2 separate regions of the Homo sapiens genome follow, and region 1 is linked to region 2. A link is a contact called in ENCODE Hi-C or POLR2A ChIA-PET data. All regions are on one chromosome and are shown on one strand. Each heading gives the region's core, a stretch centred on a gene start or an enhancer-like site at or near the end of the contact. The rest is flanking DNA. Distances are from core to core; before and after follow the strand shown.

What was found. Hi-C counts contacts between places; a loop is a spot of excess contacts on that map. ChIA-PET counts read pairs that join two places held with the same protein, here RNA polymerase II (POLR2A). Pooled maps may share reads with other maps.
Region 1: a map of endothelial cell of umbilical vein shows a loop between it and region 2 (3-fold over the local background). The contact joins two enhancer-like sites. A Hi-C loop is called at or near these places in 1 of 168 maps with a recorded cell type or tissue (endothelial cell of umbilical vein) and 2 of 50 pooled maps. POLR2A ChIA-PET finds 5 or more read pairs at or near these places in 2 of 52 experiments (B cell and endothelial cell of umbilical vein).

Annotation. Positions count from the first base shown.
Region 1 is chr5:147,527,597-147,532,522 of GRCh38, reverse strand. No RefSeq gene overlaps it. Among named protein-coding and RNA genes, the nearest start is that of DPYSL3, 20 kb to the right of the region's middle. Within about 2 kb of position 1,367, at least 4 of the 41 ENCODE cell types and tissues checked have a DNase peak (open chromatin) inside an H3K27ac peak, as active enhancers do; they include endothelial cell of umbilical vein, where a contact is called at or near this core.
Region 2 is chr5:147,482,330-147,487,217 of GRCh38, reverse strand. All of the region lies in intron 1 of DPYSL3 (dihydropyrimidinase like 3), which reads left to right. Among named protein-coding and RNA genes, the nearest start is that of DPYSL3, 25 kb to the left of the region's middle. Within about 2 kb of position 3,102, at least 16 of the 41 ENCODE cell types and tissues checked have a DNase peak (open chromatin) inside an H3K27ac peak, as active enhancers do; they include endothelial cell of umbilical vein, where a contact is called at or near this core.

The DNA.
Region 1 (4,926 bases), core at 118-2,617, 47 kb before region 2:
CCCAGATCTGGCTGGCTATCAGAACAATCTGGGAAGCTTTTGAAGATAATAAAAATGCCTGGGCTTGCAGGAGATTATGACTTAGTAGACAAGGGATGGCAGTCTCCTCTGGTTTACTTAAGCAAAGATCTGTAACCAGGCCAAAGAAACACCATTTTAGGATGACCAACCATTCTGATTTCCCTTGGCCTGTCCTCACGTTAGCACTGAAAGTCCTGCATCCCAGGATATCCCTCACTTCTGGGCAAACAAGGACAGTTCATAATCCTAAATCATCTTCTCTAGGCTCTTGACAAGGACATATACTTAAATCACCATTAATCATGATACAAACACAGAAAAGTAAAAACTGAAAAGAGTGGAGTGAATACAGATCATTTCTTTGTAGAGTATTGAAATCATCAAAATGGTCATATTTTAAAAAGGAAAAACCACTTAGATTCTTAATCTTCTAATTTCCTGAATGTTTCTCTTTCCCAACAAGCATTTAACTTAAGAGAATATAATAGGGCTTCTTAGCTGTTATGACTTTATTTCAAAATGCCTCTTAGGAAAAGGCCAAAAGAATAACAATATTATTCAAAATGTAGGTTCAATTCCCAGCCATCTTGGGTAAACATTGCCTTTATTTTTGTTTCTTTCTTTTCGACTTTCCAGTGGTAAGATAGTAAGCCCAAACATTAATGAGAGGGCTTTCTTTCAAGTTTAGACTAGAATTAAAGCATTTGGGTCAGTTGCTCCATCTGTTGAAGTTGGAATTGGGTAGGGTATAATTCTCAGATTGTATTACTGTCTTCATCCTTTGTTCAATAGCAATGCAGTCGGAGGTATGAAATATGGAACTTCTGAGCATTAACAATGGGATGAGTAATATTTATTATTATTAGAGATTTAGCCTATTACGATGAGCACATATTGAACCACAAGAAGTTTTATAGCTTTAGACAAATCTCTTTAAATATAGTGATGAATGACTTCTTGCTTTTTCTGCACCAAATCACATTGTGGCACAAAAATTGACTGAAGGTCCATTTTCAATTCTTGTCCCAAATAAGGCTATACTATTTTCCTAGTGAAAACAAAACTCTGTTATTTTTACCTTTCTCAACTCTAGGTTAAGGAGAAGAAAATTATATGGAAGTTTTAAAAGATTTGATTTCATAATAAGTCCTTTTGATATTCATCCCCAGTACTGAATCTTGGATAAAGCTTGCTTATGAAATTTTAATAGTTTTGGTTATGCTTTCGATGTCTGTTTATTTTAACAATAGGCTTCCTATCTAGGATCAGAGAACAAGTACTCTATTGCTAAATCAATGTGTCATCCTAGCTGGGCAAAGGAAAATCAAAGGATGGCCACACTTTGGAGGAGCTGAGATGACTCACATGCAGTCAGCTGTCAGTATTGTATAGCGACTTACACACTGGCTCTGGAGGCAAACTAATTGTGTTCAAATCCAGGCTTTATGTTTTACTAGCTCTGTAACCACAAGCAATATTTTATTTTATTTTATTTTATTTTATTTTATTTTATTTTATTTTATTTTATTTTATTTTATTTTATTTAAGAGATGGGGGTCTCACTATATTACGCAGGCTGGCCACGAACTGGGCTCAAAGCATTCTCCTGCCTCAGCCTCCTGAGTAGCTGAGATGACTAGCATCCACCACTGTGCTCAGCTTAAGACATTTTAAGTTTAAGCTTTAGTTCCCATCTATAAAATGGAATAATGATACTGACCCCATAGAGCCTTTGTGTGGCTTGAATGAAATAAGCAAAGCACGTAGCATGGTGTGAGCAGTGAGGTACGTGCTCAGTAAGCCCTGGGTATTGATTTAATTCTCTTCTTCATTCTCTGTGCTGCAATCCCAGAGGATTTATTAGTTTTTAGAAGGGACCGCATGTTTGATTTCAACCTTAGGCCTTCATAGGTGCCATTTGTCTTATAGAAAGTGCTCCTATAGCCCTTCATCTTACTAAATTCCAACATCCTTCCAGTCTCTGTTCTTCAGCGAGGTCTTCCTTTATCACCTAAACCACAGGCTCATCATAAGGCCTCCCAGAACTTTCCCTTCATTTGTGGGGACTAGCATATAATAGACACTCAAAAAAAGATCATTATTATTACTAACATTATTATTTAAAAACCTAATGTCATAAATCAAATAAATGAGGAAGAGAAAGAGATAGCTTTACAAAGTAATGGTTTTCGTAGCCAACGCATTTTGCCACCTCTCACTGCAATTAACCAGGATGTATCATGTAGCATTTGCCAAATTTCAGTAATTATATGAACTTCATGGTTTTTGCCATATCTACACAATATTCATACAACTATTTTCCCAGAGTTTTCCTTATATTGGTTCACTTTTTTGTTTAATTTTATTTGAGAAAATATTAAATCACAACCATTAATGGGAAACCAATCTCTGAGAACCCCTGATCTAGTTTGACCCTTTCCTTTTCCAGATCAGGAAACTAAGGACCACAGAAGAAAAAGAACTTATCCTCAGTTTTATACCAAGTATATATCAATATATCAATAGTATATCAATGGCAGCAGTTCAGGTTGTTTCACTTTTTTTTTTTTTTAAACAGAGTTTTGCTCTTATTGCCCAGGCTGGAGTGCAGTGACATGATCTTGGCTCACGGCAACCTCCTCCTCCTGAATTCAAATGATTCTCCTGCCTCAGTCTCCCAAGTAGCTGGGATTACAGACAGACACCACCACGCCAAGTTAATTTTGTTTTTTTAGTAGAGACGGGATTTCACCATGTTGGTCAGGCTGGTCTTGAACTCCTGATCCCAAGTGATCCACCCACCTCAGACTCCCAAAGTGCTGGGATTACAGACATAAGCTACTGTGCCCGGCCTTTTTTTCACTTCTTAGCAGGCATTTTTTTTGAGTACTGCACACAGCCTCATGTAAGTTTTATTCCAGATAAGGCATGTTTTAGTTAGGTCGACACATTTGAAAGGGCCTGACAGAATAATCCACACTTATTTGTTATGACTTGTAATGCTAACTAAGAAACCATCCTGGTGGTAGCAGTTTCTTTCTTTCTTTCTTTTTTTTTTTTTTTTTGAGACAGAGTCCCAGGGTGGAGTGCAATGGTGCAATCTTGGCTCACTGTAACCTCCATCTCCTGAGTTCAAGTGATTCTCCTGTCTCAGCCTCCTGAGTAGCTGGGATTACAGGTGCGCGCCATCACAAGTGGCTAATTCTTGTATTTGTAGTAGAGACATGGTTTCACCATGTTGGCCAGGCTCTAACTCCTGACTGGTCTCTAACTCCTGACCTCAGATGCTCTGCCCGTCTCAGCCTCCCAAAGTGCTGAGATTACAGGCGTGAGCCACTGTGCCTGGCCAGCTGTTTCTAACAGAAAGATGACACCCTAATATAAAGGAGTATTTAATGTTTCAGAAACTGCAACAAACTAGTGACCTTATTTCTCATCTCTGAAGATCACACCACAGCAGCTTTTACCTACTTTCCCAACAAGTAAAAACAATAAATTTAATCACAACCAAATTTTTCATTCCAATAATTGTAATAATAAAGCTGCTTATTTATGAACAGCTTTATTACAATTAATTCATACTTCACACAATTAAAGTATACAGTTTAATGTTTCTTCATATACTCACACGGTTGCCATGGTTGGTGCAACTATAACAATATAATTTTAAAACAGCTTTGTTTCCCCTAAAAGAAACTGATATCCATTACCAGCCAATATTCACCTCACCCTCCTTCATCCCTACTCCTACTTCCTGCAGTGCTGAGCAAACACTAACCTACTTTCTGTCTCTACAGATTTGCCCATCCTGGACATTTCGTATAAATAAAATCAGACAATATGTGGCATTTTGTGTCTGACTTCTTTTACTTAGCATAATGTTTTCAAAGTTCCTCAATACGTTGTTCCTTTTTATGGCTGAATAATATTTCATTGCATGAACAAACCACATTTGTTTATCCATTCATTGGTTGGTGGACATTTCAGTTGTGTTTACTTTATAGCTATTATGAATAATGCTACTTTGAACACTTGTGTATAAGATTTTGTGTGAATGTGTGTTTTCATTTCTCCTGGGTATATATGTACATAGGAGTTGAATCGTTGGGTCATATGTTGGTAATTCTATGTAAAGGCTACTATTTTACCTGCCCCAAATCCTTGACTCCTAGTTACAGTCCTCCCCCATCCCCATTTAGCTGCATAGTTTCTCCCTCTTTGGCTAATCTTGTAGAACTATCAATCAACTGATCAGGATCTTCTCTGCCTAGGAGGTGAGCGTGTGATCCAAGGCCTCCATCAGATGCACTCTTCCTGGAATTTGAGTCTTTGGAAAAGGGACATCTACACTGAAAGGAGTCAGAGCTCATTCATCCCGCCTATTCATTTTCTACTATCTACATCCCAGAATGGCACTTAACACTTCAACTTTTTCTTTAAGGATTGAGTTAAATGATATCCCTCCAATAATTTACCTAATTTTGTTTTTTCCTTAAGTAGGCCAAAGGTAGCTTTGTTGTTTACAACCACTTCTAGCCACATCTTGGACACTTTCATTGGATAAATATAAACACATGCTTATTTATCACTACAAACTGGTCTTTCTGTTGATGCCATAATTTAATCAACTCAAATTTTTTCCCTAGCCCATCATCCAAGAGGGAAAAGAAAAAACACCCTCCATTATATCCCTTATTCCCCAAATAGGGAAGCTTCAAACAAGTCCCTGAACTTGCCCGGTTTCAAAGACAAAGATGCACACACGCCAGAGCCACCAACAGTAGTTCTTTCTTGGCCAAGTTATAATAAGAAGCATTTGCATCAGTATGGTCCCTGCTCTTTCATGTGTATCAAAAGGATGCAGTTAAAACAAATTAAGGGTTTGCATGTCTTTATGCTGTATTA
Region 2 (4,888 bases), core at 1,853-4,352:
AAGAGGATAACCTGGAAATGACAGTGGGAAAGAAACAAATACAGGAAATCCGAGTGATTAGGAAGAAGGAGGTCAAGCTTAAAATAAAGCTTTACCGGAGTGCTAGAAAAAAGGAGAGGTGGCAAGGTAGCAAACAGCCTGAAGCTGCAAAAAGAGAGGTAGTGGTGGAAAAGAAGGCCTCTCGGAGTTAATAGCATGTGGCATTGTTAAGCAAAGGGGGAGAATGCTAAACTCACTTACCCTTAAAACATGTCAACAAATTCAGTAGAGTTTGGGGGTTGAGATAATGACTAGCCCAATAAAAATATGATCAAGAATATGCAGTAAAAGGATATAATTGGGAGAGTGAATTGATTACCTCTTGGAAGATGTATGCTTACCATTCAGGAAATCTGACTTAGAGGTCAGTAACTCAGCCAGGGCTAGGTCCACTTGAAGTATTCACTGATAGTCAGTGGCTCTCCATTTACTCTTTGACTCATGTATTCTTTCATCCACTTACGGACCCAACAGATGTTTACTCAGTGTCCACCATGAGTCTCTTCAGGGTTAATAGCAGTCAGAAATCTATTAGGTACTTGAAGGGATCATGTTGAAGAGGTGATGGCAGCTACAGAAATGAGTGCTCAGAAGGGCACTGACTGGCCCCTTTCAGTCCAGAGGAGGGAGAAGGCACGGAATCGATATTCATGAAAAGATTTCTCCATCATAAGGCATTCATCCAACTAGACTATAGATAGAAACTCTGAGCTAGAAGCAATTTCAAGATTATTTTGTCCTACCCTTTTCACTCTACAAATAGGAAAACTGAGGACTTGAGAGGTGATAAGGATGAAAAATAAAAATTTTTGAGCATTTATTATATGCCAGGCATTGCTTTTTAAAAGTTGTTGTAAAATACTCATAACATAAACTTACCTTTTTAACCATTTTAAGTACAATTCAGAAGTATAAAGTACCTTTACAATATTTTACTATTATCACAACAATGTAGTTCCAGAATTTTCTCATCACACCACAACCTCCAGCCTTTGGCATTCACTAATCTGCTTTCTTTTTCTACTTGTTTACCTATTCTGGATATTTTATATAAACGAAATTATACTATATGTAGCCTTGGTGTTTGTCTTCTTTCACTTCGCATAGTTTTCAAGGTGCATCCATGTTGTGGCATGTGTCAGTACTTCTTTCCTTTTTATGGCTGCATAGTATTCCATTGTATGTATATATCAGATTGTATTTATCTTCTCATCAGCTGATAGACATTGGGTTGTTTCCATTTTTGGTTATTGTGAATAGTGCTGGGCCAGGCACTTTTTAAAGCACTTTACATTAATTAATTCTGTTCACAAATATCCTTGGAAGAAGATACTATAATTACATCATTTTTACAGATGAGAAAGGAAAAATTAGATCTTTTGCCCAAGTTACAGTTAATAGAAGAGGATTGCGGAGGAGGAGCTGAGACTCCAATTTCTTATTTCCCAGGTCAGTGCTGTTTCCAACCTACCATCCTGCTCAGCTCTGTAAGGGCAGGGCCTACCACTTACTTCTCACCACAGACACTTGTGCTCAGCGTATTTGATGTAAATTAGTTGAATTAAATTTCTCTGCTGCATAATACATAGGAAACAAAGGGAGAGACTGGAGATTATTTATAAGTCACTCTATGCATTTTAATAGTAAAGAATACATAAAACGACTGAAATATTTAGTAATAGAATATTGTAAATAAATAATGTCATATTCATATGATGGAAAGTACTCTAGAGCCATTAAAAATGATGCTATGGGAGAGTATTGCTGTGAGGAAGTACTCCTGGTTTATTTAGTCGCTTGGCCCTTTGAAGGAAGGCATGATCAGCTCTTTGGCTTAAAAATCTGAGGTTTAGAGAGATTAAGTAAACTGCATGAACTCAGACAGCTCACAAAGCAAGAATTTTGTCTAAATCTCCAAACTCACGCTCTCAGCCACAATCAAAAAATTAAATGGAAATTTTACAAAATCTTAGCAGTGGTAAGAGGAATAAATAACGTGTGACGTGTTTTCTTCTGTTCCTTCAGCTCCATTTTCTACATTTTCTACGATGCTGTGGGTTGCTTTTGCAATCGAATAAAAGCAGTACAGTTTCTGTTACAAAAAAGAGATCTTGCCTAAATCAACCTCAAAACATAGTTGAAAAAAGAGACTAAAACTCTCATGGGCTGTAGGAAAATATACAAATATAAAAAGTATGGCCCACAGCAAAAGTAAGGAACGATGCTGGTGAGAAACTCTAAATGGAGGGGTTTTGTGGTTACTTCTTTACCATCTCAATCTTTGGAAACTATTAATGGATGCTGACCACTCCTTGTCTCTAAATAAGCATTTCTGTTTCCCAATTCCTTGCTGAGTTCTTCTGTTGATGTTAGAGAGCAGTTAACAAACCACGTCAAATCATATGCAGTTGTAGCCTGGTCTTGTGTGACATGGTGGAGATTTGAAGCATTCGGTTATCTGAGTTATATGCCTCGATTTTTTAACCCCTATCCAAAATTCTAATTTGCTCTGATGTCTGAATATTACCAGTGAGCACTTGCTTAGGGCCTGATTCTGTCTACACTGTGTAGCTTGCACAAAGAATTTGAGAAATAACCTTTCTTTATATTGCTAATACAACAACACTATTGGTTTGTTATTGTTTGTTACTGTTGATAGGAAAAGCTCCATGAAAACCAGTCATTGTCTCTAAGGACGTAGGTTGTTGATATTTAATTCCAAATTTCCCCTTTCAAGTCCTGTCTCCTCATTCAGTCAGCAGTGATGTGGCTCCACAATAGCTGTAATATTGTCATAATTTCCATAGAAACCATCTGTAAAGCTGCAAACACAGGATTACACCCTCCCTGCAGGCTGAGGCAGGAAGGCCAGATGGGCTATGAAGGGGAAAAGCCCTCAGCGAGACATAAATCATTTGGTGAAGGGGAGGAGGATGGGGGAGGAAACCACTTTAGGAGAAAAATTCTGTTTGGTGCAATCTTTGCAAACAGGATGAAATTCCCAAATGAAGTGGCCAGCAGCACGGGCTCCCTTCCAAGGCCAGTGTCTGGAACTGGTTACTTGCCGGGAACCTGGTTCTAATGAGGCCAGAGACAAAGATTTCTTATTATGTGGGCTGCTGATTTCACAGGTCATTAGCCACAGACAGACAGACAGAGAGACAGACCTAAGATCCTGGTCAACTCTTGTGTGTTCAAAGACAGAGATGGAAAGTGACGTGTAATGTTCACTCCTCAGTGCCAGGCTGGACTTTTCACATATGTAGCTCATTGGGCCTTCACAGTATCCCTTGGGGGGGAGATATTATTCCCATTTTACAGATGAGATAATCGAGTTATTCTCATTTTACAGATATGATAACTGAGCTATTCTAACTCCTTCTTGTTCAGATCTCATCTTCATCTTAAGTTTTCTGAGACCTTTCTCCGGGTGAGGTCCACCTATATGCTTCAGAATGCACCTCTATTTAATACTCATTATTCTGTGTAATAAATACTTGTTAACCCCTTTCCCACTCACCTGAGATTCCTTTGAAGGCTGTGTCCTTACCACTGCCACAGGGTTGACTCATAGTAAATGCTCATTACCAATTTTTGAATAAATAAATGAGAAAGTCTGAGTAACTCATTCAAAATCTATCTTTTCCACAGTTGTGTAGCTGGGAGTTAGAACAGTGCCTGGCATATACAGACCCTTAATAAACATTGGAATGAAGTAGTGAATGAATGGACGTCAATCAGCTGATTACACAGTTTATCAGGAAGTCACATCAAGCTTTTCTGATTTCAAACACAGTGTTACATTAGCCGGGGCCATTGTCATGTCTGGCCAGGCAATTCAAAGCACCTGGCTTCCTGTTAGTGTCTTGCTACTGTTTGCTTTTAAAAGTACCTCTTATTATATAACAGCTCTAACTAAAAAGCATTCGCTGAAAGCTCGGAAAGTGAGGGTGAGACATGGATCTGTTACTCACCATGTAAATTTGATCATATCCCTTTACCTTTCTGGGCCTTAATTTCTCCATTGTTGAAATAATTATAGTTGAGTTAAATGTGAGATTTTCTGTGAGCACCGCCATATGGTTTTGCTTTGTGTCCCCACCCAGATCTCATCTTGAATTGTAATCCCAACGTGTCAAGCGAGAGATCTGGTGGGAAGCGATTGGATCGTGGGAGCAGTTCCCCCATGCTGCTCTCATGATAGTGAGTTCTCACGAGATCTGATGGTTTTATAAGAGTTTGACAGTTCCTCCTTCACACACTTTCTTTTTTCTGCCTCCTTGTGAAGAAGGTAATTGCTTCTTCTTCAGCTTCTGCCACGATTATAAGTTTCCTTTGGCTTCCCCAGCCATGCAGAACTGTGAGTCAATTAAGCCTCTTTCCTTTATAAATTACCCAGTCTAAGGCAGTATCTTTATACCAATGTGAAAACAGACTAATACAACCTCCTTCTTTTAGAAAAAAAAATCAGAAGTAATCTTATGCGTAAGCTCAATACAAGTGAAACTGCTTTGATAGAGACTTTCTCAACCTTCCTTTTATGTGCCCAGCCTCTACCCCTTGGTGGCCTCTGAGGAAGCTCAGTGGAAAAAACGGTCTCTGGTGAACACAGTTGGGAAATCACTAGAATAGATTATAAGTAGGGCCATTCTGGCTCTAAAATTCAAGAGTTCTAGAAATATTGGCACTGAGCTCCACACATTATGTGGCCAATCTGAGCTGATGGTGTGTGCCACCTATCCTTACAAATATAGATCTAGATGGAGAAGAATGGCCATGGGATTTGGTGTCATAATTTCTGATTTTTGAACACTCAGATCCACCACTTCCACAAAGGGTATTACCCCTG